Regions from separate parts of the Homo sapiens genome. Here regions 2 and 3 are each linked to region 1. The links are chromatin loops, found by intact Hi-C in ENCODE. Cell type or tissue: ascending aorta. All regions are shown on one strand.

Region 1 (8,000 bases):
ATGACGTTCCATGTGGAAAAAAATGGCACTTTCTATTTATAAGTGAAAGGAAATATTTCTGCTGTTTATCCTAGAAACCCCGAGCCATGCTTTCAGACGCTGAGAATTATGTCCCTGCACCGCAGCCTCAGTCAGGCTCCTGGGCCCTGTCACCACTTGGCCCAAAGCTACTTTCTCCCCCCAACCCCATCTGCTTCCCACCAGTTTTCGTTGCTTGCACCCCCTCCCCTTGAGTCAAATGTTCCTGCTTGCAGAGTTTATTAATAGCTCTAGCATCATTGAGTAGTGATTTTTCTTCCTTTTTTGATTTATTATTTTTTTTAATTTTAGGCTTTTAGAAACAAATCTGGAATAATATTTCAAGCTGCTCCCATCTGGGGCAAACTCCAGTCAATCCTTTGAGCCCAAAGCACATCTTAGGGGGAGGCATCCTCCACGTTTCCTCCCAAAGCTGTGGGCCTGGCGAGCCCGGCCTCTTTGCTCTGGTGTTAATGCCCTGGTGATCACTGGTCATCAGTAGTCCAGCTCTACCATGGTCCATGGTTCTGTGGACCCACCCTATATCCCCAGTTCCTTGAGCCTCCTCTAATCAATGTCCCTAAAAACTTCTCGCTGCCCAGAGAAATTTTTTCCCCAACTTCGACTCTACAGTGATATAAGTGCTGTTGAAATGATTGACTATGTGTATTTCAACACACATGAAAATAGCACTTGTGTGCACAGATTTACTGCACACTTGGTAGTGACAGTGGGATGGTCGTTCGTCCTGTGGTAAGTCCTTTTCCGTACTGAAGCGTAGGAGTGAAGATGGGCAGGTGATGTTTCCATGTGGGACCTGTGGTCTGAAGTGCTAAGTGAGGTAGACACTGGTGGGTGTGACTTTGTAGGTGTGACAGTAGGTGTGACTGTGGCTTGGGGAGGCTGGGGTCAGGAAGGCTTCCCCAGGGTGGGCAGAGGGCTGATGATGGCTGTGGCTTGTGTTTTCAGGCTGGTCCCATCTGGAGTGTTGTCCCTAGTCCAGTCTGGGGCCTGAATCATTTCTATCAGTGCCTAACCTAGAAACATCTGATTTCTCTAATCCTCTTGTTTGCTCTGACAGTCCCCCGACCGTTCCCACCTTTTCTTTCAGCTTATGTCCCCTGACGTAGCTTAGCACTTTTGTCATCACTGGAACACGGAAAGGTGATTTTCAGATGGAAGGGTAGGTGTGAATTTTTTTTTTTTTTTTTTTTTTTTTTTTTTTTTTTTTTTTTTTTTTTGGTAGGTGAACTCCAAGTGGCAGAGAGCCCACCTGGAAGTCAGCTGAGAGCTGGAGCTCTAAGTAAAGGCACTCTTGACAGGGCTCTGTCTCCTACTCTCGAACAACCAGGGAAGTGAATGGCAGCCGTTGGCCAGGAATTGATTGCATTAATTGATATGCCAATAAGAACGCTTGTTACATCCGCCATTGGTTAGGAGGCCAGCTAACAAGTCCGCTGATCAATGGCACCAATAAAGATTTCATCCATTAATGAGGAACGTGGTAATTAATGTTATCCATAAACCTATTAGCCTGGCTAGCTAATGCACTGGTTAGTGCCATGAGTGGCAGTGTGGAAAGTGGGCAGGGCATGGGTTGGGACTTAGGCAGGATCGTGGGCACCATCTTGGCAGGATCGTGGCCTCATCTTCAGGCAGGTTTATTCCAAACGTAAGCACATTTCAACCTCCTGGCAGAGAGAGAAGTCAGGCTGAGCCGGCTGGGCCCCAGGCTGGAGTATGGCTGAGCCCTGCTTTTGTCCCCCTACCTGCTGGGAGGAGACCAAGCCACGTTTTTCTCTTGCAGCTCCTCTGGCTGCAGAGCTTTCCCACGCAAGTCTCTCAGGGGCTGTTAGGGGCGTAAATGGAATGACTGAGTTCCCGGGTCATTCCAGTCCCAGCTGGGCACACTGTCCCCAGGGACACTCTCCGTCAGTGGCTCACACGCACTGCCCTGTGCTCCTGGAGGGCGGGCGTTGGCCTCTTCTGGGAACCATGAGTGAGTGGTAAAGTAATTAACATCCCCCACCCCCGGGCTTCATTAGGAAGAAAAATTTTGCTAGACGAAAGAAAGAAGGAGAAACAGATGATTTGAAGCTGTGCCTTTTTCCTTCCCCCCTGGTTTTTTGAAATGACATCAGTGGGTTGTTTGCCAAGCATAACCTGGCAGCCCGGCGCTCTGCCTGCCTGCCTGAGATTTCTGGGGACCGTGCAGCTCGCCAGCTCCAGCCGTGGCAGCATGCCAAGGTGACGTTCCGTGACTAAGCAGAAACGAGGGAAAGGGAAAGAGGGAGGAAGAAGGTATGTGTGGTTGGGGAGCTGGGGGAGAGAGTGGTCCTGGGTCTGGGCGTGGCATGGGGAGATGAGGAGGCATGTCTGGGGGCATCTGATCAGGAGGGCGGGCAAGAGGGGCAGGCACTGGCAGGCCAGGAGGTGTTCCAGTGGCATAGGGGGTGGGAGGGGGGGCACAGGGTGATGGCCGCAGACCCAGCCTGGGAGGCCGCCGAAGGGGTCTGACTTAGGAGGGAACCAAATGAGCCACAGTGAAGGTGACAGCCCAGAGGGCCTGGAACTGTTGAGGAGGAGGCTTAGGAAGCTTTTATCAGCATCAGGCCTGATACTCCACAGCGGAGTTTCCTTTGCATTGTTAGGTATTGACCCTCAGAGACCCCTTGTGGATTCCCTAATTGAAAATTAATACTAGATCAATGCCATGGGCAATTTGCATATTGATCATAAACAACTTTGAAGGCACCGAGTGTGCGGCAGATCAATAGGGCTCGTGAATAGGCTGCAGAGGGAGCACCTCCCAGTACAATGCGCTCCGAGAAAGGTTAATGATTTAGGAAGTTCCTAACTGCTTAGCGCAGGGAACAGCCCCCACACCACACAGCATCCCCAAGAGCAATTAGTGCCAGGCCTGAGCGCCTGCCCTCCATTCCCCCTCAGCACCCCCATCCCCAGGAGCGGAGGGAGGGCCACTGTGCTGGTGTGAGGCAAGGGGCTGGCGACCTGTGTTTTTACAGTTGCCTTTTTTGGTGATGGATGAAGTCTTGGGGCAGTTTATTCTGGGAAGCTACTGTAAAAGGCAGCAGCTAAGTTCAGGCTCCAATCATTGTCCTGACCCCTTCCCCAAAACACAGTTCTCCTGATGATGTGAATGGAATGAGATGGAGGAGGGGAGGAGCCTGGCTGCACCCAGCCTCCTCCCCCTCGGGCTTCAGATCAATGTGGAACCTACATTAACGTTTGCTTTAAGCCGTGATGGGTTTGGCCCTGGTTTGCTTCCTGTTCCATTCAGCTCTCATCTTTGGGCTTTTATGTCTTCGCCCATCGCTTACTCTCCCCTGCTTTGCGTCTGCTTGTTTTTGCTCTGGCTTTAGGCCTTGCCTTTTGGGGTGTCCCTGTTGGGTCCCCAGCAAGCCTGGAAAGGAATTCACTCCTCTGGGGAGATTCCCTTTACCTGCCACCCCTCCCCTTCTTTATCCTGGCCTCCATCCATCCCCTCTTTTCCCTTGGCTGCGGAAGCTGTGTGTGGATCAGCTGCCCTGGGGGTGCTCCGGGCTCACTTCTTAACATTGCAGCAAAACCTGGAACACTCCGGGGCCTGACCACTGAGTTTCTTGGAGCTCCCAGGGTACCAAGAGATGGCTGGTCCTAGGTTCAGGGCCAGATGCAGCCTGCAGAACTAATGCTGCCTGCCTGCACCTAGCTGCCTTGCTCCAGCCCTGAGACTGCAGGGTGGTGGCACCAGTAGCAGAGAGGTCTGCGTGTCACTAGGGGGAGACACGTCTTAGGTAGTGCTGAGTTGAGCAGACTTTCTTCTACAACAGCCAATTTGAGAAAAATAAAGTCCCCCCTTCATCCTCAATACCAAATTCATTTTGTACTAGGAAGTGCTAGCTTAAAATAGCCCTGCCGAGGTCACATAGTTTTCTATGGCTTTTAAATTTACAAAGTCCACTGAAATACATTTAGGTGCAGGGACAATGCATTTCCATAGAAGGGACATGCAGAACAGTCAGTAACTAATTTCTGCATTTGCACCGCAGTAACTAATTTCTGCATTTGCCATTCTGAGCCTTGAGTCCTTCACCCCAGTCTTGGTGCTGCCCTGTCCTCTTCTCAGGGAGAGGCTTCAGAGCACGATGGTCAGATGGGTCCTTTGGTTTATGGGCGTCCAGACTGTCCAAGTGCTGCAGCACCGCCCATGGCAAAGGATAGCCACTGGTCCGCTTCCCCTCTTTGTGTTTCTTCACCGTGAGGCCAGCTCTACCCCCACCCCTGCCAGCCCCCAGTAAATGGAAAGGTTCAAAGAGATTTTATCTGTATCTGCAGCCACATCCGTATCTGCACTGATATATTGCACATGCATGTTTAGGGAAAGACAGGAGTTTTTCTACTGGAAATCCCTGCCGGGGCCACCAGCTAAAGCCGTGCAGGTTGTCCCCCACACAAACAGTTCTCTGCTAAGGGGGATGCATAAAGACTGCAGTCCATCCCAGACACTACCTTACCCAGCAGAGGGAGTGGTGGGTCTCAGGACCATATGTGCCCAGAGGAAGAGGTGCTGGAGGAGCACCTTGTTCTGACTTTCTCAAAGGTACCTTTCATGCTCACAGTGCCCGTGGCCTGCAGTGGGTAGCAAGGCCTACAGGATGCTGCCCAAGACCTCTCTGAGCTTATCCCCTGCCTTGTCCCTTCTCTCCCTGCTTAGCGCTCAGCGCTCTTCCAGCAGGCCAGCCCTCCTTCTGTGCCCTGGGTCTTTGCACGTGCCATGCCTCTGCCATGTGAGCCTCCTGTGGCTCACACTCTCACTTCTTCCAGGTCTGTGTGCAAATGCCACCCTCTCTGAGCTTCCCATGTTAAGGAACTCCCTGGATTCCTTTTTCTACTTTATCGTTGACCCTTAGCAGCCTCTGACTTAGAATATGCTCACTTACTGAGCTGCTTACTGTGTTTTACTCTCCCCACTCCTTCCTGCCCCTGCCCCATGAGAGCAGGGGCTTTCCTGTTGTGTTCACAGCCGTGTTGTCAATGCCTGGGGTAGGTGCCACATGGATATGTGATGGGTGGGCGGATGGATGGACAGACAGCACAAGCACAAGTGTGTGTTCTCCTGTGAAGGCCACCATGGTTGGTGCCTCTAGAGGTAGCCATTAAGCATATGGTCCTTGGCATCAGCTGTCACCTCCTAGCTATGTGACCTTCACCAGTAATTTAACCTCTCTGAGCCTCATCTGTGAAATGAGAGTCCTAATACTATCTACTTCAGCTGAGTGATGATTGTGTTGCTATTGTTAGATACTTGCTAATGACTTAAGCCAATGGAGGCTTTCCAGGCGCGTGGTATTGGTTTTTGTGATCAGGCTCTTGGTGGTGAAGGGGTCTACACAGGCAGGAGAAAGGGAAAGTCGTCAGTGTTTTGTACTGATTGGTCTGGGTCACAGATGCTTTGCGGTCAGAACATTTGGGATTGGGGCAAAGAAGATGGCAGCCAGAACACAGGCTCCTGGGGCAGGACGGGGGTGCCGTGACACAGAGCGTGGGAGCACGTGGCGTGGGGCAGTGATGTGAGTTGGGGGCGGAGAGCCCACGCAGGCCTGGTTCAGGGCCGGGCGTGGCTGCAGCCCTGCCAGCCCAGCGGGCAGGTGCCGGGATGTCCCTGTGCATGCGATGACTTCATTATGGAGCCTTTCATTGACTTGGCTGCACTGTGCTGATGAACTGAGACTGGGGACAAGAGCACATAATTGAGGGAAATAAATTCCCATCACAGGCCGGGCTGCAGCCAGGAGTGTGCGTCCTCTAGGCGTGTGTGTGGTGGCAGGGGGAGGGGGTTCCAGTGTTTTCTCAGGTGCATCTCCCCTTCTTTCCTTCCCTTCCAGACCTTCACAAGCACTGGGCGCAGGGGGAGGAAGAAGTGTGCCTCATCTCCGCAGTGCTGCCTCTGTTTCCCCCGCTTGGAGCTGCTTTTCCAGAAGCAAGCCTCTGGTGTCCGCACCTTGCCCTCTTTTCCGCCACACGGAGGAGCAGGAACCTGCCGGGGCCTCCCTCGTTCCCCTCATGCACCTGTTCATTCTCTCATTCATTCCATTTCCCTTTGTTTGTTCACCTTCAGTTCTGTCTGTGCTCTCGGCTTAGCTCTCTATGAAGGCAGGGAAGGGGAGCACTGTTACTACAGGACTTAATTGAAATAGCATTTCATTCATCTCGGAAATGAGGAAGGGGAGGGGGCGGGGCAGGGTTTTCGGGGCAGTCTACTTGCCTCTCATTCGACACAGAGCCAGGCCTGAAGATACCAATGCCACAAATGCATAGCAAGATCTTAAGAATTTAGGAACCAGAGTCATTTGCATAAAACTAAACCAAAAACCGCACAACCAGCCACATGGTTTAACGACCTCTAAGCCAATGTCCTGCTGCGGTGCATTTTCTAAGAACGGGGATATCAGCTGCTCTGGTCACCAGAGCATCTGAGGTCAGTCATTATTAGTTGTTTACAGCAAAGGGACACCCACCCCCCCACCACCACTCCTGAGCCCCAGTGTGTTTTGGGCCTTAAAATACATTTCCTGGAATGTGAGGTCTGTGTGCTGTGTGCTGGGGGTGCATGTGATGGTTGGGCGAGGGAGGCAGGTTGCCTCAGTTACAAAGAAACATGGGCGGTGTGAAGGCAGAGTAGAAAAGAAATGGAGAGCCCTCACTTGACACCCTCTGACCTCAGCCATTGGAGCTGAATGCTGGAGAGCCAGGACTGAAATTGCAGTCACTTTAGATTATTTGGAGCGAGGAGAGGCAGGGAAAAAAGGGTCTGTTGACTACAGGAAGCTGAATTCTTCCTCTGCTGAAAAGCTTATTAGTGGAAGGGGAAAAAGCAATTACTTGGCTTTTGCTAGTTCTCTGTGGCTGGGATTCGGGGCTGTGACAGCAACCCTGTCAGCAGTGCCTTGGACCTCACCCTGATCCAGAATATCGATGATGAGCTCTGCCCCAAGCCATTTGGGAGCAGTACTTCTGGGATTCCCCCCTTTCCAGAAAAGAGCATGGAGGGGAGGAGTATGTGAGTGAGTGGGTGAGTGTGTGCGGATGTAGGAGAGGGGGAGAGAGAGCTGTGTCTTGTCCTTTCTTTAAATGTGATGCTTTTATTTGGGGCTTCATGTTGCCACTGGGCAGGAAGTTAACAGGGTACCAGGTGCCTGGAAACAGGATTGGCTGGTTTTGTTTTGTGTATCGTGGGGTTTGCTTTGGTTTTGGTGAGTTCATTTTTTATCCTTGCCATGCCATTTGTCTTAAACTGTAAAGAAAAATTAGGCATTGCTTTGAACAACTATGGTACCATTATTAGAATCCACCTGCCTCAACATCACCACCTTGATGGAGGGAAGATTCCCGCAGAGCCAGCACCCAGGGAGCAGGGTGTGAGGCTGCACCGCCCACACTGCCCATGGCTTCTGTCTTGTTTGACTGTGTAAGCGTCACCCCGAGCACTTCTTCCCTACACAGCTGATGGCCTTCATCCTCCTTTAGACACCCTCCTTCAGGTTTCCTCACTGTGTGGCTTTTTTTTTTTTTTTTTTTTTTTTTTAGACGGAGTCTCGCTCTGTCGCCCAGGCTGGATGGAGTGCAGTGGCGGGATCTCGGCTCACTGCAAGCTCCGTCTCCCGGGTTCACGCCATTCTCCTGCCTCAGCCTCCCAAGTAGCTGGGACTACAGGCGCCCGCCACCACGCCCGGCTAATTTTTTGTATTTTTTAGTAGAGACGGGGTTTCACCGTGTTAGCCAGGATGGTCTCGATCTCCTGACCTCATGATCTGCCTGCCTTGGCCTCCCAAAGTGCTGAGATTACAGGTGTGAGCCACTGTGCCTGGCCCCACTGTGTGGCTTTGGAGCCCTATCCTGCTCCAATCCCTGGTCTCCTAGTCTGTAAAATTGAGGTACTTGTGGTCAGCTCCCCCAAATACCTCAAAACACAGGTAGAA
Region 2 (8,000 bases), 330 kb before region 1:
CATCAAGAAGAAGACTTTTTTCCACTCTTAGCTCTTGTCTAGCCTACATTTTATCACACTGCCACGTTCCTTCCCAAAGGTGGCAGCATTCTGGAGAATGGTAAAGGGAAATGATTTCCAGAGAAGTAATTAGCAAAGTGCATGGAGGTTTAAGGAAAAAAAAAAAAAAAAGGAGAAGAAGAAGAAGGCTATCAATCAATAAATAATAAAAAATTCAGCCGAGGGCATTTTCCATCTTGGTATTCTTGGCTAAGAGAGCAAGAAAGAGAGATGCATGAGGACAGGTCAAGTTACTCCTCCTTAGCTCATGTTACTCAGCTTCAATATAATACAGTGTACTCACATAAAGGGAGGTGATAAGGAACAAAAATGGGAACTATGCTTTCACCTGCACTTGACTTCCTATCATCACTTGAGACTTTCAGGTAGCACTGTAAGATACCTGATCTTGGATATTTATGGAGTAATTGCATTGACATTGATCTCTTAATGGTAGTTGATGAGTTAATTCATCCCCAAACCCTTCTGACTTGGCAGATGAGGAGTCATTAGTCATTGAACTTATTCTGGGCGTTACATATTCTATTATTTATCATTTACATATAAATGAAAGTGTGAGCCTCCTAGAGTGATGGGACGGTGCTAGATGGTTTAGAGGTTTTTCCATTGCCAAGAGACCAGAGAGTCAATAATGCCAAAGGATGAGAGAATAAGTAAATACAGGATTTGGAGAGGAGAATTGGCATAGCCGACGAGGTGGGTTGGGGATGGCTCTGGTATTAGCAGAAGAAAGGTAAGGAGTTACATTCATTCATTTATGCATTCATTCCACAAATATTCCTTGTGCTGGATAAGATTATTAGACATAGCCCTGCCCCCCAAGTAAAAAATCATTTGTCATCCCAAGTTGGAAAAAGTGCTTTGAAGGAAACAGACAGGGTGTTGTAGGAGAAAATAATGGGAATGGGGGTTCAAGCGTTGGGAATGTATTTGAATAGACTGGTTAGAGAAGATCTCTAAAGAGTTAACATGTAAACTTGAACCCAAAGGATAAAAAAGAGCCAGCCATATAAAGGGGAAATGATAAGTGACAGAGGCTTTTGTGAGGTCTTGAAGCGGGAAAAGTCCTTGGCAAATTCAAAGAAGTAAACTGTTAATGGCACTTCCCTTTATCGAGCACCTATCATGGCCAGACCCTGGTCTAGATGTTTTGTGTGTGTTAATGCACTTACTCCTCCCAGCCCTCTGAGCAGGCGTTGTTACATCCTCACTCTACTGGTGATGAAAATGAGGCTAGTGTGGCTGGAACATAAAAGGTGAAGGGGAGATGGCTCAAGACCAAGTTGGAGAAGCAGGCAGGGGCCACCAGTGGTTTTTTTGTTTGTTTGTTTGTTTGTTTTGGAGACATAGTCTCTCTCTGTTGCCTAGGCTAGAGTGCAGTGGTGCAATCTCAGCTCACTGCAGCCTCCACCTCCTGGGTTCAAGTGATTCTCCTGCCTCAGCATCTCAAGTAGCTGGGATTACAGGCATGAGCCACTATGCCCAGCTAATTTTTTTAGTTTTAGTAGAGACAGGGTTTCACCATGTTGGCCAGGCTGGTCTCGAACTCCTGACCTCAAGTAATCCGCCCGCCTCAGCCTTCCAAAGTGCTGGAATTAGAGGTGTAAGCCACCACACCAGGCCAAGTGGGGTTTTCAGCAGGGAAATGGGCTTAATCTGATTTGGGTATTTGGTTGGTTGGTTGGTTGGTTTTGAGAGGGGGTCTTGCTCTGTCACCCAGGCTGGAGTGCAGTGGCGCTATCTCGGTTCACTGCAGCCTCCACCTCCCAGGTTCAAGCGTTTCTCCTGCCTCCCGAGTAGCTGGGATTGCAAGCATGTGCCGCCATGCCTGGCTAATTTTTTTTTTTTTTTTTTTTTGTATTTTTAGTAGAGACGGGGTTTTGCCATGTTGCCCAGGCTGGTCTTGAACTCCTGACCTCAAGTGATCCACCCACCTCGGCCTCCCAGAATGCTAGGATTATAGGCATAAGCCACTGTGCTCGGCCCTGATTTGGGTTTTTAAAGGATCCCTCTGGGTCGCTCATTGATGAGCGGACTGCAATGGGGCAGGAGAAGAGTGTGGGGACCATTTAGAAGGCATTACAGGTTTCCAGCAAGAGGAGATGTGACTGGGCCAGGAGGGTTACAGTGGAGGAGATGACAGGAAATGGTGGGTTGGAGGCAGGTTTTGGCTGTGTGGAGATTTGAGAGGCAGCCCAAGCAGTGAGGATGCAAAAAGAAAACACGTGAACTCAAACCTAATACCAGCCCCCTTCTACCACTAAAGACAGGGAAGAGAGAGAGTCGCGGAATAGATTCCTTGAAATTGGAAGAGTTTCAGGTATCTGACCAGGATCCTGCCTCGCTGTCAATATAAAACTTAAATGCCCGTTGCCTGCATGTTGCGGTTTGGCAGCCCTTATTCCTCCTTTTGTTGTTGTTGTTGTTGTTGTTGTTGTTGTTGTTGTTGTTGTTTTGTGTGAACACACACACCACCCATTCCTGATCCACTGAGGCCTTAGAAGGCATCAGCAAGTGAGGTTTCCTCCTGTGACCAGGAAGGTCTCCATGCAGAGAAGAGAGATCTGCTACCCAGAAACTGAAGTTAAGGAAAAAAAGGTGGCTCGCCTGGGGGAAACACGTCCAGTGAACCTCAAGCCGGTCATTAACTCTGCCCAAAGCCTTGAGGACGCTCACACACTTGGGAATTTTGGGAGCCCGGAAACTAACTGCAAAGTTTATTTTCAGAACAAGGCACAGAGAAGGAAGCAAAAGATAAACAGGGACCGAATGTTTTAATTATTTTACATGGTTCCACCCCAACACCATTCCCTAAATCTTAAAGGAATGAAGGTCCGAAGGGGTTTATGGGAGAGCATTTTATTCCTTCCCCTTTCTGCCATACAGGCTTGCAACTGCCCTGCGCCCCCACTTCTATAGCGTTCCCTTCATGGGAATGGCAGGGTATATCCGTGGCTATCTTGTGACTTTGGCCAAACCTGGGTGTCGGAGCCTGGTGAGTTTCCTGGGCGGTTGTGGTCGTTTCAGAACAGTAGCCACATGGGATGCTCTCCAGGGACCGCCTCTGAGTTGCATGGATACAGTTCTTCATCTGGGTTTTATAGGGAACAGGGGTCCTGACCTTGGAGTGCAAGAGAGCAGAGCATTGTTAGTAAACTGTCCGGGGAAGACTTTAAGAAAAAAGAATGAGGTGGAGGAAAGGGAAACTGGGAAGGGCCAAAGGAATCCAGATCCTTCATCACGTTCAGGCACAAGCAGACTCCCTGGGTGTGGCCTTCGGACTCGCAAAATCGACTCCAGATATCTTGGGGAGAGCGAGAAGAGAGGACAAATATGCCGGGGCGGGAGGGGCGGGGGGAAAATACCTGCTAATGCAATTAACTGCAAGTGGAAACGACAAGCCGTCGCCCACGGAAGATCTCAGAAAACACAGCTCGAAAAAGTACAAAAGTCCTTCAGTGTGAGGTAATGAGGCGCATCTAATTATATTTAAGAAAGAAACAGCAAGAACTGCTTTAAAAGCCTCCCCTCAGTCTTCCCCTCTCAAACCAGTATGGATCCAAAACCCAGAGACATCGTTGCTTCAGAGAAAGTGAGGAATTGAAGAGTGCATCACAGGAAACAAGGTTATTTTCCCAGAACTGAGAAAAACTATCACATAAGCCCTTCCCTGACTGTTCTCTTTTCCCCTCCCAAAAAAAAAAAAAAAAAACAAAAAAAAAAACAAAAAAACAGTCCCATCAGGAAACAGCAGGGGGAGAAAGAAAGAAAGAAAAAAAAAAAAAAAAACCACAGGCAGCCCCACCATGAGAAATCAAGGCAGTCGAAATGACATTTGACACCGCCAGGCCACAGCTGAAGAACAAGGGAAAAGTTTTAGGGCGACTGTCAATGACCCATGGTCCTTCACTCCTAACCTTGCTCCTAGCATATGTTTCTCATTTCCTTGCTTATAGCTGGTCCAAGCTAATGATATGTGTTTTGGCCGGGATCCCGTGCTTGGCATACAGCCGGTCTTGTTCTCATTGTCCGGGCTACTTACAGAAACCTCTTTCTCTGTCTCTTTCTCTCTCTCAAAAAACCGGCTTTAAAGAACAGTAAATATGCAAAACAGCCCCCACGCTCTATAGAGCTACCATCTTGAACACGGCCTACGCCATCCTCACACACCCCATCAATAAAGGCCTGAAGAGACTGCCCACAGGAGAGGGGTAAGTTCAACACAAAAGCAGTGGAAATTCAAACAAATTGGCCCATTAGAGTCTCACACGGCTATAAATACAGCTCGGCTGGGGCTATTTTGAGGGACGGTGGCATGGGAAAGTTCGGCCTGGAATCTTGAGTCTGTCAAAGGAGACGGATCTCTCCCAAGACATGGGAAGAACACGAAGCGCCTGGCGGGCAGGAGGAAGGAGGGCGTCGGAGCTGGTCAGTTTCAGGGCCAGATTACACGTGGATGGCAGAGACAAGGCCGGGCCTCGCCCCTGCACCCCGGGGCTGCCGGACTTGCTGTTGGAGGCTTGGGCTCGGGTGTCACTCAGAGTGTCCATAACCTCTCAAAAGGCCGAACATGCTCTTTTCCTCCTCAGGGATCAATGGACCATTTCACTCTTCCTGAAGGACCCGGCAGGCGGGTGGAGGAGGGGTGGGAAATGGAGTGGCTGGCGAGTCTGGGCAGGACCCGGTCTGCAGTCAGCATCTCTGGCGGACCCAAAAGGGAATTTTTTCCCATTTTTTTATTGATACATAATCATTGTGCATATTGATGGGGTAGGTGTGATATTTTGATATAATGTGTAATGATCAAATTAGGGTATTTAGGGTAGCCATCATCTCAAGCATTTAGTATTTCTTTGTGTTGGGAACAGTTGAGGAGGGCATTTTTGCCCATTCAACCCCAAAGGTTGACACCGGGTACGTGTATGTTACAAAATCAGGGGCACAGTAGCATGGATTTGAGGAAATGGGTCCCATAAACAAGAGTTAGTAAAATATGTAGGCAGAGAATATATATGCAGATGTCGAGAACTGCTTAACATTCCCCCTCAGGGTGTGTCAACAGATGGCAATTAACTGCTAACAGTTAGGAATCAGTAAACACAGAATACACAGACGCTTATGCATCGTGTACCTGCCTGCGCTGCAGGAACACAGATTCCCCTTTGCGGCTGTGAAATTGCAAGGAACGTCTGGGTTCACTCTGCCCGCCCCCCACCCCGCCCCCCCCGCCATTTTCTGTTCAGAAGGCACACCCAGGACAACTGTGGATTTACACATTCACTGTAGACCAAGCACTATCCAAGGCACAAGAGTCACACAGACAGAGCTCCTTCTGCCTGAGGCTTTCAGCCCAGTGGATGCATTTGATCGGTGCCTGACCCTACAGTTTCCTTGAAGATACCTCGGCATTTCCCCGGAACAGCCCAGTTTGTATCTATTATCCCAGAGTAATTATTAATAGCACTTCTTTTCACTCTCAAAAGCGTCCCAGTTTGGATGATAAATTATATGGCTACTCTATCTAGAATCCCTTTTTAAAAAGGGCTTTTTTGGGGGGATGAAATCTAATACACAGAGAAAAAAAGTGCAAAAATACAGCATCCTCTATTTGAGAGGCTCTTTGGAACTTGCTGAAGTCAAGAGAGGGTTCCCAAATGATGGAGAAAATGGCTTTAGCAGATTAAATTTTAATTAGTTCATAACAGGTTCCACCGCATTCTGGACTTGAATCCCTGCCGCACGCTGTCGCCGGTTCTGTAGTCCCAGACATTGTCGGCTCTGGATTTTCCACGGTGCGTCGGAAAACTCAAACTGACTGCCCTCTTCCACAAGCCTGGGGACAGCTGGGGCACATGAGGGCACTTGTCCCCATACAGCCTGGAGGGGAAGAGCCAATTCAGGTTTCCATGACAACACCCTTTCCTGAAAATCTCTGACTGACACTTCCTGGGGAGACAGGAAGTACAGACAGGAAGATCCCGAGGTCATTCTTTTCCTTTGTCCAGCTTTTCCCACCTCCCAGACTCTCTGATGATTTGACCTTTCCTAGCTCAGCATATCTTCTGCCAGCCCCATCAGCAAAGCTGTCCTGGGGGCAAAAAGCAAGCAACTGTTTCTGTCCGCTTCTTCCCAGCTGGCCAGTGAACACCCAAACTATTTCAACAATAACCTGCATCAGAGTAACTAGTGAGGGCTGGGCACGGTGGCTCACTCCTGTAATCCCAGCACTTTGAGAGGCCGAGGCAGGCGGATCACCTGAGGTCAGGAGTTCGAGACCAGCCTAGCCTACATGTTGAAACCCTGTCTCTACCAAAATAAACAAATTAGCTGGGTCTGGTGACATGTGACTGTAGTCCCAGCTACTCAGGAGGCTGAGGCATGAGAATCGTTTGAACCCGGGAGGTGGAGGTTGCAGTGAGCCGAGATCGTGGCACTGCACTCCAACGTGGGTGACAAAGTGGAGCTATGTCTCAAAAAAAAAAAAAAAAAAAAAAAAACTAGTGAAAGGAAGATGCTTCAAAAAGTTACACAGCTGATTCCAAAGTAAATGAACAATTTATGGACTGTCTGCACTTTCGCAGTTAGCATCAGGACATTAATAATCATCCCACAAGTGTTACTGAGTGCCTACCATGTGCCAGGTGCTGTGCTGGAGATTGGGTATTGAGTATTGAACAGAATGGATATGGCCCCTGCCTCCATGGAGCTTACAGTGTCCTAAGGGAGACAGACATTCAATGGATAATCACACAATAAATATGCAACTACCAATTGTAATAAATGCAGCAAAGGAAGAGTACAGAGTAGGAGAGAACCTACAACAGGGGTACCTAATTTACAATTGGGTGGGTCAGAGAAAGCCCCCCTCAAGAAAAAACAGCTTTGATCTAAGACCTGAAGGATTACTAGAGGTAGGCAAAGAATGTCTGTCATCCATTAATATCAAGAATCCATGCGTCTCCACCATACTGGGCATAACCTTGATACTTTACTGAAATATTTCACTTCTATGCCAAAAGAAGATTTCCCTCACTAGTTACTTTTTTTTTTTTTTCCTTTTTTGAGACATCGTCTCACTCTGTCGCCCAGGCTGGAGTGCAGTGGCACAATCTTGGCTCACTGCAACCTCTGCCTCGCTGCAACCTCTGCCTCCCAGGTTCAAGTGATTCTCCTGACTCAGCCTCCTGAGTAGCTGGGATTACAGGCACACGCCACCACACCCAGCTAATTTTTTTGGATTTTAGTAGAGACGGGGTTTCACCATGTTGCCCAGATACTGCCCAGAAGTGAAAGTCATACCGTGAGGTCATACCATGAGATATGACTTTCAGGCCTACATATTTATAACCTGCATTAAAAATAATACAAGAGATTCATAATACCAACATTCTAGATTGTTGGTTAGCTCTGCTTGAAATGTAGGAAAAGTTCAGAGTATGCCCTTAGTCTATTTCAGCAAATCTCTCATATCTGAATCCCCACCACCTAGCATGACTCAAGGCATTGTTACCATGTAATCGTTTTATGTATTAGGCATTCAATATGCATTGAACAAATGAAGGTATCAATGAACAAATAAGTGAACTTTAGTAGGTGTCTTCTATGTACCAGGCATGTGCCAGGTACCCTCACAAATATCCTCCAATTTCAACACCCTAACCTTATTGCACCTTTCTCAAAGATAGGATTCTAATATGCTGAACCAAACAATAGTTCTAAAAATAATTCTGAAATATAAGCTGAATGAAGTTTGGAGTCGCAGATAAGGGAGAAAATGCATTTTCAGAAGCATTTTGAAGTAGCAAGGGAAGATGGCAGTCAGCAAAACTAAAGGGTGCCATGCTCTCAAGGGTCATAGATGTGGACAAGGAGGTGACTTGAAAGGGAGCAGAGGTGTAAAGCGGAGTGGACGGTCGGTATTGCTGAAACCCAGAGGGCAG
Region 3 (8,000 bases), 920 kb before region 1:
GCTGGGTTTACAGGCATGAGCCACTGCATCTGGCCTCTTTTCAACTTTTTAGAAGTGTTGTACCAGGGAATGTTGGAGTCCCCTGGTACTGAGCTCTAAACCTTCTCTCCTTTCTTTACATTTGCCCCCTAGGTGTTTTCATCAACACCCATGGCTTTATTTACAACTTCACATAACTAACACTGAAATTATGTGAAATGTCACGTGGTTCACTTCTGCACTGTGCCCAAATGCTTGCTCACATATCTCTACCTGAGACAGGCCTTCCCGGATGGCCCTCTCTCTGTCCCTTTCCTTGCATTCGGGCTTTCCACGGACACATTATTATGTAGATACTTGTTAATTGTTTCTCTCATCCACTGGAATGGAAGCCTCAGGTGGACAGATCCTTATTCACTGCTTATCCCCAGAGACAGGACCAGGGCCTGGCTCATACTGGGAGCTCAGTAAGTGTGTGTTGGATGCATAAAGGTGAGGACCATCTGTTCTCCATCTCCACTGATACAAACAGTTTGATGATAATGGAAAATGTAGCACAAGGGATGGGGAGAACTACTGCCTGGTGGTGAGGTCTGAGGACCATAAAGAAAGGGAGACTGTGGGACACAGCTGCCTGGGGTGGCACCCTCCTCTAGAACTTTCTGTGATGGTGGAAATGTGCCATATCTGTGCCGTGCAACACGGTAGCCACTAGCCACTGTGGCCATTGAGCATTTGAGATGTAGCTAGTGAAACCCAGGAACCAAATTTTAAACTTGATTTGATTTTTGTTTGTCTTATTTCCATTTATTTACTGATTAATTTCATTAACTTTGAGTAGCCCCATGTGGCTAACAGCCCCTGCACTGATCAGCCTGGGTCTAAGGACCCAAAATCCTCTACCTAGGATAGCATGACACAGCCAAGTCCTGGAGCTGAGACCAAAAACAAATGCTTCTGAGTTTAGAAATAAATGCTCTGAGATCTCTGCAGGTAGTGGCAGTGTGGGAAATGAGTCATGTCTTTCAAGATGCCTGGAGATTCTCCCAAAGCAAGAATTTTCTAAGAACAGTGTCTGATATGCGGTAGTAATTATGCATATGTATTTAGTGACAGCCAGATTAGATAGCTCAGAAACACACACCCCCCATATGAAGTTATTATAGAATCAAATGGCCAGGTGAAGAATACCATTGAGAGACAGGAGCTGCAGGCCGAGGATGAGATGCAGTTGTGCTAAATACACAGTTCCTTACTCAGGCAGGGATTCAAACAGCCAAGATCCAAGTGAGAAGGAGACTAGCTAACTGCAGAACGGACATATCTGAAAGACACCTACGGCAGAAAGTAGATGACCACCCAAACGAGGTATGCACAGTGATATGGTTTGGCTGTGTCCCCACCTAAATCTCATCTTGAATTCTCACATGTTGTGGGAGCTACCTGGTGGGAGGTAACTGAATCATGGGGGCAGGCCTTTCCCATGCTGTTCGCGTGATGGCAAGTAAGTCTTACAAGATCTGATGGTTTTATGAGGGGGAGTTTATCTGCACAAGCTCTCTCTTTGCCTGCTGCCATCCACGTAAGATGTGACTTGCTCCGCCTTGCCTTCCACCATGATGTGAGGTCTCCCCGGCCATGTGGAACTGTGAGTCCAATAAACCTCTTCCTTTTGTAAATTGCCCAGTCTCAGGTATGTCTGTATCAGCAGTGTGAAAACAGACTAGTACACACAGCAATTCCAATTCCATTTTCAAAGGAAAGGTCTGTGGCGAGGGGGTGGAGGTGGAGAACTGGATGGTTCTGCCTCACCCAAGAAGATTCTAACCACATCTGGAAAGTTAGCTGTGGCTCACATCCCCACAGTTTAAGAGGGAAATAAAATGTAGAAGAAAGAAAAGAAAGGCCACAAAAATGATATGAAGGTTGGGAGAACAAACTTGAGTGGACTGACTGAAGAAGTAATTTATATCCTCCCAGAAGAAAGGCCTCTGTGGGGGAGGTGACCACAGTCTATAAATACTTTCAGGGTAACCATATCAATGAGAGAAAAGGATTAGTCACCATCTTCCGGGATGGCAGGGACCAGGAGCCATGGCCTAAAGTGAAGCGAGAAAAAATATTGTAGCCATTAGTAAAAAAAAAAAAAAAAATTCTTTAAGGCAATAAGGACTGGACAGTGAGCAGAGTTCTCTAGGGAAGGAAGCCAAGTCCTGTCACTACATTCAGAAGTGATTGAGTGAGATAGTAATGGAAATGAAAGGAACATCAGACTAGGTACTCTTATGTCCTGTGAAATAATTGGTCTGATAGAGCCAGAATCTGCCTTTGGCTGTGGCGCATGTGTGCAGCAGCCTCAGAGGAAGGTAAGACCTCAGCATGGTATTTCTCCAGACCTGTCAAAGCAGGCCAATGAGGAAAATTCCTTACTGACCATTGCTTTACATAGGCACTGAGTTTAGAAGTTTCATGTGGTATGACCTCATTTGTCCATGCCCTCCTCATCTGCATGCTTGTTTTTTCTGACCAGCTCTGCTGTGGGAGTTAGGCTGAGTCAGGGACCAGGGTGCCAGCTGTTGGGGCGCCATCACCAGGATCTCCTGCTTAAGGGGAAGATGATCCTGTAGTACCACTTGGAAACTTCCAGGATTCATCCTGGCCCTACTGAATCCACATAGACAAAGCAGGGCTGTGGTAACATTGGTAGGGATCATCAAAATGCTTGAATTCACCCCTTGCCTGTTTTCTAAGGACTTTCTGAATTGATCATCTCCTGCATTTTCCCGTCATCACCCCAGTCTCTAGCATCCTTGACCTTTGTGTTCCAAGGAGCTTTAGAGCTCATCTTGTATTTTTCACAGTGAGAAAACCAAAGCCCAGAGATGTGAAGTGACTTGCTCAAGATCTCACAGCTAGTTAGGAGCTAGACCAGACTCCTGAATCCCAGTCCTTTACCTTCTTCATGACAATGTCTTACCTTGCAAGGGGAGAAAAGTGATCCATCCATCCGTCTAACACATAATGGTATTTATTGTGCTCTATAGAAATGACCTCTATATGGCTTTGTGTTAAACTCAGCAGCTATGTTGGAGAACAAGTTGAAATATGCGTCAGATACAGATTGTAGCTTCAAGCATGATCATCTTCAAAGCAGAATGTTCCTACTTTGAGGGGTGCAGAAGACAATTCATTGGAGATGTCGTAAGAAAATGTTAGGGCTTCTATTTACACTTATTTGGCCTCATCCTTGGAAAATGTCTACTATCTTGTTCCAGATAGCAATGCTATTTTCTTGTTTATTTTGGTTGATCATCTCAATATCTTACTTTTTATGACTCTTATGCTTGAGAGTGATATTATTATCTAAATGTTTTGTTTGACATTGATATTAACACATAACTGACCATCCTAGAAATGTGGTGTTTTCATTTCTGTGGTGGTTGTAACAAATTACCATAAGCATAGTGGTTTAAGGCAATACAAGTTTATGATTTTATATAGTTCTGGACTTTAGAAGTTCAAAATGGGTCTTCGTGGGTGAAAATTGTTTCTTTCTGGAGGCTCTGTGGGAGAATCTGTGTCTTCTCTTTTTCCACCTTCTGTGACTGTCCCCATTCTTTGGCTCATGGTTCCCTTCAACTTTCAAAGCCAGCAATGGCTGGCAGAGTATTTCTAACATTACATCACTCTGACTCTGATTCTTAAGTCACCCTACTCCACTTTATGGGCCTTTGTGATTACACTGGACCAATTGCAATCATCCAGAATAATCTCGCTATCATCAGGTCATCTGATTAGCAAGCTCAATTCCTTCTGCCACCTTAATTCTCCTTTGCCATGTAACGTAACACATTCATAGATTTCAGGGATTAGGGTGTGGATACCTTTAGGGGACCATTATTCTGCCGACCATGGATGGTAGTCAGTCATCACATCTGAGTGCACTATGATAATAAACAATGTAATATCACTACTTTCTTTATTCACACACCTAAGCCATCTTTTCCTTTGGAGCTGTAGCTGTGCAGTGGGGAGAGAGTTCTGTTTATCACTGGAGCCAAATAAATGGTTCAATAATGGGCAATTCAAAGGGATAGGGATTATGGGTAATAACCCTAGGATTCTTCCATGTCCTGAACCCTGGGTACATTTGTAGGATAACTGGGTTGTTGATATGTCAACAAATCTCCGGCAAAAAATGTGTTTCCTTTTAAATATCTTTCAGCTTCAATAAAGAAGTAGTTTCAGTGGTTAAAAAGGTAGAAATTCCCATTTTACATTTTAAGTCACTTTTTAGCTGTAATAGGTTTTTGGATTGTCATTGATTTTCTGTATTTGTAGAAAACCAAATAACTGCCTAATCTGGAATTCCTGCATATAAATATAGATGCTCATTCCTATTAAAATTTGTATAAGAATGGTAGCATGGTACTATTAATTCTGCAAGCATTTGATGAATTTGTGTAATATACTGTACATTACAAACTAACACAACACTATTATGAAATGTCATTATGACATTTTCCAGGTCATATTTTCAATCAATCTGAAAGAGCTCGTTAGGGGCCTAGCAGCTTGCAAGGGTTTGCTAGGTGGCTTACAGATTTACTTAAATCCTCATGAAGTTTATGATCTAAGTCAGAGGGGGCACCATATGTGACAGTAGAAAGTACTTCTAGTTCTGATTCTGTTTTAACTAGCTGTGTAAAGTTGGGAAAGTTTCTTGCTGTCTATGGGTCTTAGATTCCCAGTCTACCAAGTGGAAATGTTAGCCAAGAACCTTGTCCAAGGTCAGGGTCAGGCTTGCCAGATTCAGCAAGTAAAAATACAGGATGCCCAGTTTAGTTCGAATTTCAGATAAACAATGAATCATTTTTTAAGTACATGCCCCAAATATGGCATGGGGCATATTTGTACCAAAAATGATTCATTGTTTATCTGAACTTCAAACTTAACTAGGCATCCCATATTTGTGTTTGGCGAGATAAAGTAGGTTTCTGGTATGTGGGTTCACTCTTCCTTTCCCTCAGCTGGAATAGTCAGTTTCCTAGCTTGTATGAGTACAGCTTTCAGTTTCTCTCAGTGCAATGCTGTAGGTCGCCACTACTCATCACTTATAGTTGGCATGGATGATAAAATCCAGGCTCAGTAAATATCTGTGGAATGAAAGAGTAGTTGGTATCCCTAATTTAATCTGTTATCTCAAATCTATTTCTAAAGTTTGATGATTCTATAACATTTACATAGTGTAAACAGAAATAAAGACAGACAACAGGAATGTATTAATACAGACAAGAACAAGGTTATGGGCAATCTGTAGAGAGATTGATTTGAATGTTTATCTCAGGAAGGATTAAGGTGACACTCAACACCTCTCTTTTCCTATTGAGAGGTAATAGCTTAAAACAGAATATAGGATTTCAGGTCTAGCTTAGATTTTAAGAGTAATACATTGTAGAACTATCATAGGGGTTGGGCTCAGTAAATACTGATTAATAATATAAAAGTAACATTGAGTAATAACATAAAAGTTCAATTTTTTAAGTGTTCTGGTACTTTCCATTGGTGCCTCCATGTCTGCTCCCATCCTTTCTTCACCCTCCTTTGTGCCCAGAGGCCGACCAGAGTAGGCCATGTTAGTGGGTCTCCTTGCTTTCTGGTTTCCAGCTGGATTTGACAAATGGGAGAAAAGTCCCATCAAGGGATTGAACTTTATAATCTAAGACAGAGGGAACACAGTCTTTGGATCAAGACTGGATTAGAGAGTGATAGGAGGGAAAGGTTGGGGTGTTTATTCCACAGTAAGTGGCCAAGGGTTGGTAGCATCACTTTGACCGAAGGCCCTGAATCCTTTCTGGTACCCTTCTCATGTGGCTACTCTTCTAAGGTTGTAGGAATTACCCGTGTGCCATGCCTCTTCAGATCTAGGGATGTAAAAGCTCCCTACGTTTGCTAGCATTAAGGTGCTTCACCCTGTCTTGTTTCCTTAAACTCTGCCTCACCTTTGCAATTAGTCCCTTTGTTGCAATCTCAAATCATTTTGAGAGTGCCATCTGCTTCCTGCTGGGGCTCTGACTGGTACAAATGGGTACTACTATCAGCTGATTACGTAAGACTACAGGTCTCACAGAGGTTAAGTCTCCCATCGCAGATCACATAGCTCATAAATGGCAGAACTGAGACCCAGTACCTCTAGGTGAATTTGAAAGAAACAAGAGAGAAAAGAATGGACACAGGAAGATCCACAAGAATCTGGTCGTGGTCTTGGAACTATGTAATATATTTCTCTTAATTGCCCTGGAAAATATTACAAGAAAACAAACCTACATCACCATCTATTATATATCTTGTTTTCTATTTTGGGAAGGTCAGAAAAAGAATTCTTCTTTTGTGTTTATTCTTTCTTAGCTCAAGAAAACTGAGAAATAAACAGTAAGGATAATCTCCAAATCTTATAATTCTCATGTAGTACTCTCTACTTTACAACATGATGCTTCTGGTACCTGCGGTCCTCATCACTTTTCCTCAAATCCAAATAATTTTACCTTATAAAGAGAAGATTCTTCTGCTGAGCATGAATGTATTCTTGATAAAGCATTATTATGGACAAGGAGAGTGATATATTAGGTTGGTGCAAAGGTAATTGCAGTTTCTGCCATTAAAAGTAGTGGCAAAGGCTGGGCGCAGTGGCTCACACCTGCGATCCCAGCACTTTGGGAGGTGGAAGTGGGCAGATCACTTGAGGTCAGGAGTTCGAAACCATCCTGGCCAACATGGTGAAACCCCATCTCTACTAAAAATACAAAAAATGAGCCAGGCGTGGTGATGGGCACCTGTAATCCCAGCTACTCAGGAGGCTGAGGCAGGAGAATTGCTTGCATCCGGGAGGTGGAGGTTGCACTGAGCTGAGATCGCGCCAGTGCACTCCAGCCTGGGCAACAGAGTAAGACTCCATCTCGGAAAAAAAAAAAAAAAAAAGTAATGGCAAAACCCACAATTACCTTTGCACCAATCTAATACTTAACACCATAAATGTCCTCTGAGATAATGATTTTGAATGGCTTGGAATTAAGTCACTTTTCTCAGATCAGATCATTTTCCATGAGCTTCCTTTAGTGCCAGCTAACCTGGGCACAGTGAGTGGCGACAACTCCTGGGGACCCATGTCACTTCTGGTCTGCGGTCCTGTCCTGAGTGATAGGTGCTTTAAACAGCTGGACTGACTGTTATGTTTCCACTCACCTTCTTATGCATTTCTCGCTTAGTCCAACATCCCGCATCATTCTTTCTCCACCAAAGCTAGCTCCAGAGCTTCAGCTCTTCTTGAATTTTGTCGTTTTCTAAGTTTCTTCTTTATTCCCATTGATACTTGCTAGGATAGGATGCATTGGTGGCCCCAGATGCACAAGTGATATTGGCAAAGCAGAAATGGGCTATGGATGTCAAAGAGATGCTGCTGTCCCTTATTCTTGGATGGAGAAGTTTGATGATACCCAGAAAGATCCAGTATGTCCTAAAAGACCCAAGAGAGATGTATAGGCAGTCACCCTGGCGATATACCTGGGCCATTTATTTCGCAGAAGAAACAAGAGATTTTAAGTTAAAATATCTTAAAATTGTGATACAAGGAGTCAACAGGCCTTTGAGGACAGGTAGGGGTTACATTACCTAAGAAAAGTTGCTGCTGCATGGTTTTATTTTAGCTAATTTTATAAAACTGGATTTTATGCACGCTGTCACTATGAGGGACTAAAGTGACATTGGAACAGAATGCTTTTTCCGTAACGGATTTTACTGGGGGCAAGGGGTGGGATTGGGAGAACTCTTTTCTTCAATGCCATATGATGCATCTGTGTGAAAAAATTCTGCTCCAGGGACTAGATAGGTCAGGAGTTTTAATTTTTCTTTTCTCCCCAATTCCCAAAACCTGAAACTGTATTGAAATGAACTGAGAGTAAGCCTCAGGCTTTATTCTACTCACTATCCATAGAACTCAGTCACAGTAGCCAGTCTCACGTAAG

Evidence for each region. Peaks named below come from ENCODE experiments on the same cell type or tissue, not always from the same donor. Only the 100,000 strongest peaks of a DNase experiment are listed, where the experiment ranks them.
Region 2: it touches region 1 in a loop (4-fold over the local background); 20 of 110 quality-filtered maps call a loop at or near these places.
Region 3: it touches region 1 in a loop (10-fold over the local background); 2 of 110 quality-filtered maps call a loop at or near these places.

Annotation. Positions count from the first base shown.
Region 1 is chr16:72,843,120-72,851,119 of GRCh38, reverse strand. The region is part of intron 4 of ZFHX3 (zinc finger homeobox 3); the gene reads left to right. Among named protein-coding and RNA genes, the nearest start is that of ZFHX3-AS1, 180 kb to the right of the region's middle. RefSeq lists a silencer at 3,747-3,806 and an enhancer at 5,209-5,708. In ascending aorta, a CTCF peak has its summit at 3,803 (motif pointing right); DNase peaks (open chromatin) are centred at 149, 449, 1,959, 2,249 and 3 weaker places; H3K4me3 peaks cover 2,726 bases; H3K27ac peaks cover 7,276 bases.
Region 2 is chr16:73,168,781-73,176,780 of GRCh38, reverse strand. It overlaps a transcript of ZFHX3 not described here. Among named protein-coding and RNA genes, the nearest start is that of ZFHX3-AS3, 60 kb to the left of the region's middle. RefSeq lists enhancers at 4,464-5,313, 5,384-5,883, 5,884-6,385. In ascending aorta, CTCF peaks have their summits at 80, 3,675 and 3,877; DNase peaks (open chromatin) are centred at 20, 3,067, 4,050 and 4,470; H3K4me3 peaks cover 1,684 bases; H3K27ac peaks cover 4,523 bases.
Region 3 is chr16:73,765,891-73,773,890 of GRCh38, reverse strand. LOC102723876 (a long non-coding RNA gene) reads right to left here. Exons shown (of 3, transcript XR_001752375.2): 3 at 7,361-7,492. It also overlaps a transcript of ZFHX3 not described here. Among named protein-coding and RNA genes, the nearest start is that of TRK-TTT1-1, 290 kb to the right of the region's middle. In ascending aorta, no CTCF peak of the experiment used is centred here; DNase peaks (open chromatin) are centred at 2,552 and 4,770; H3K27ac peaks cover 7,621 bases.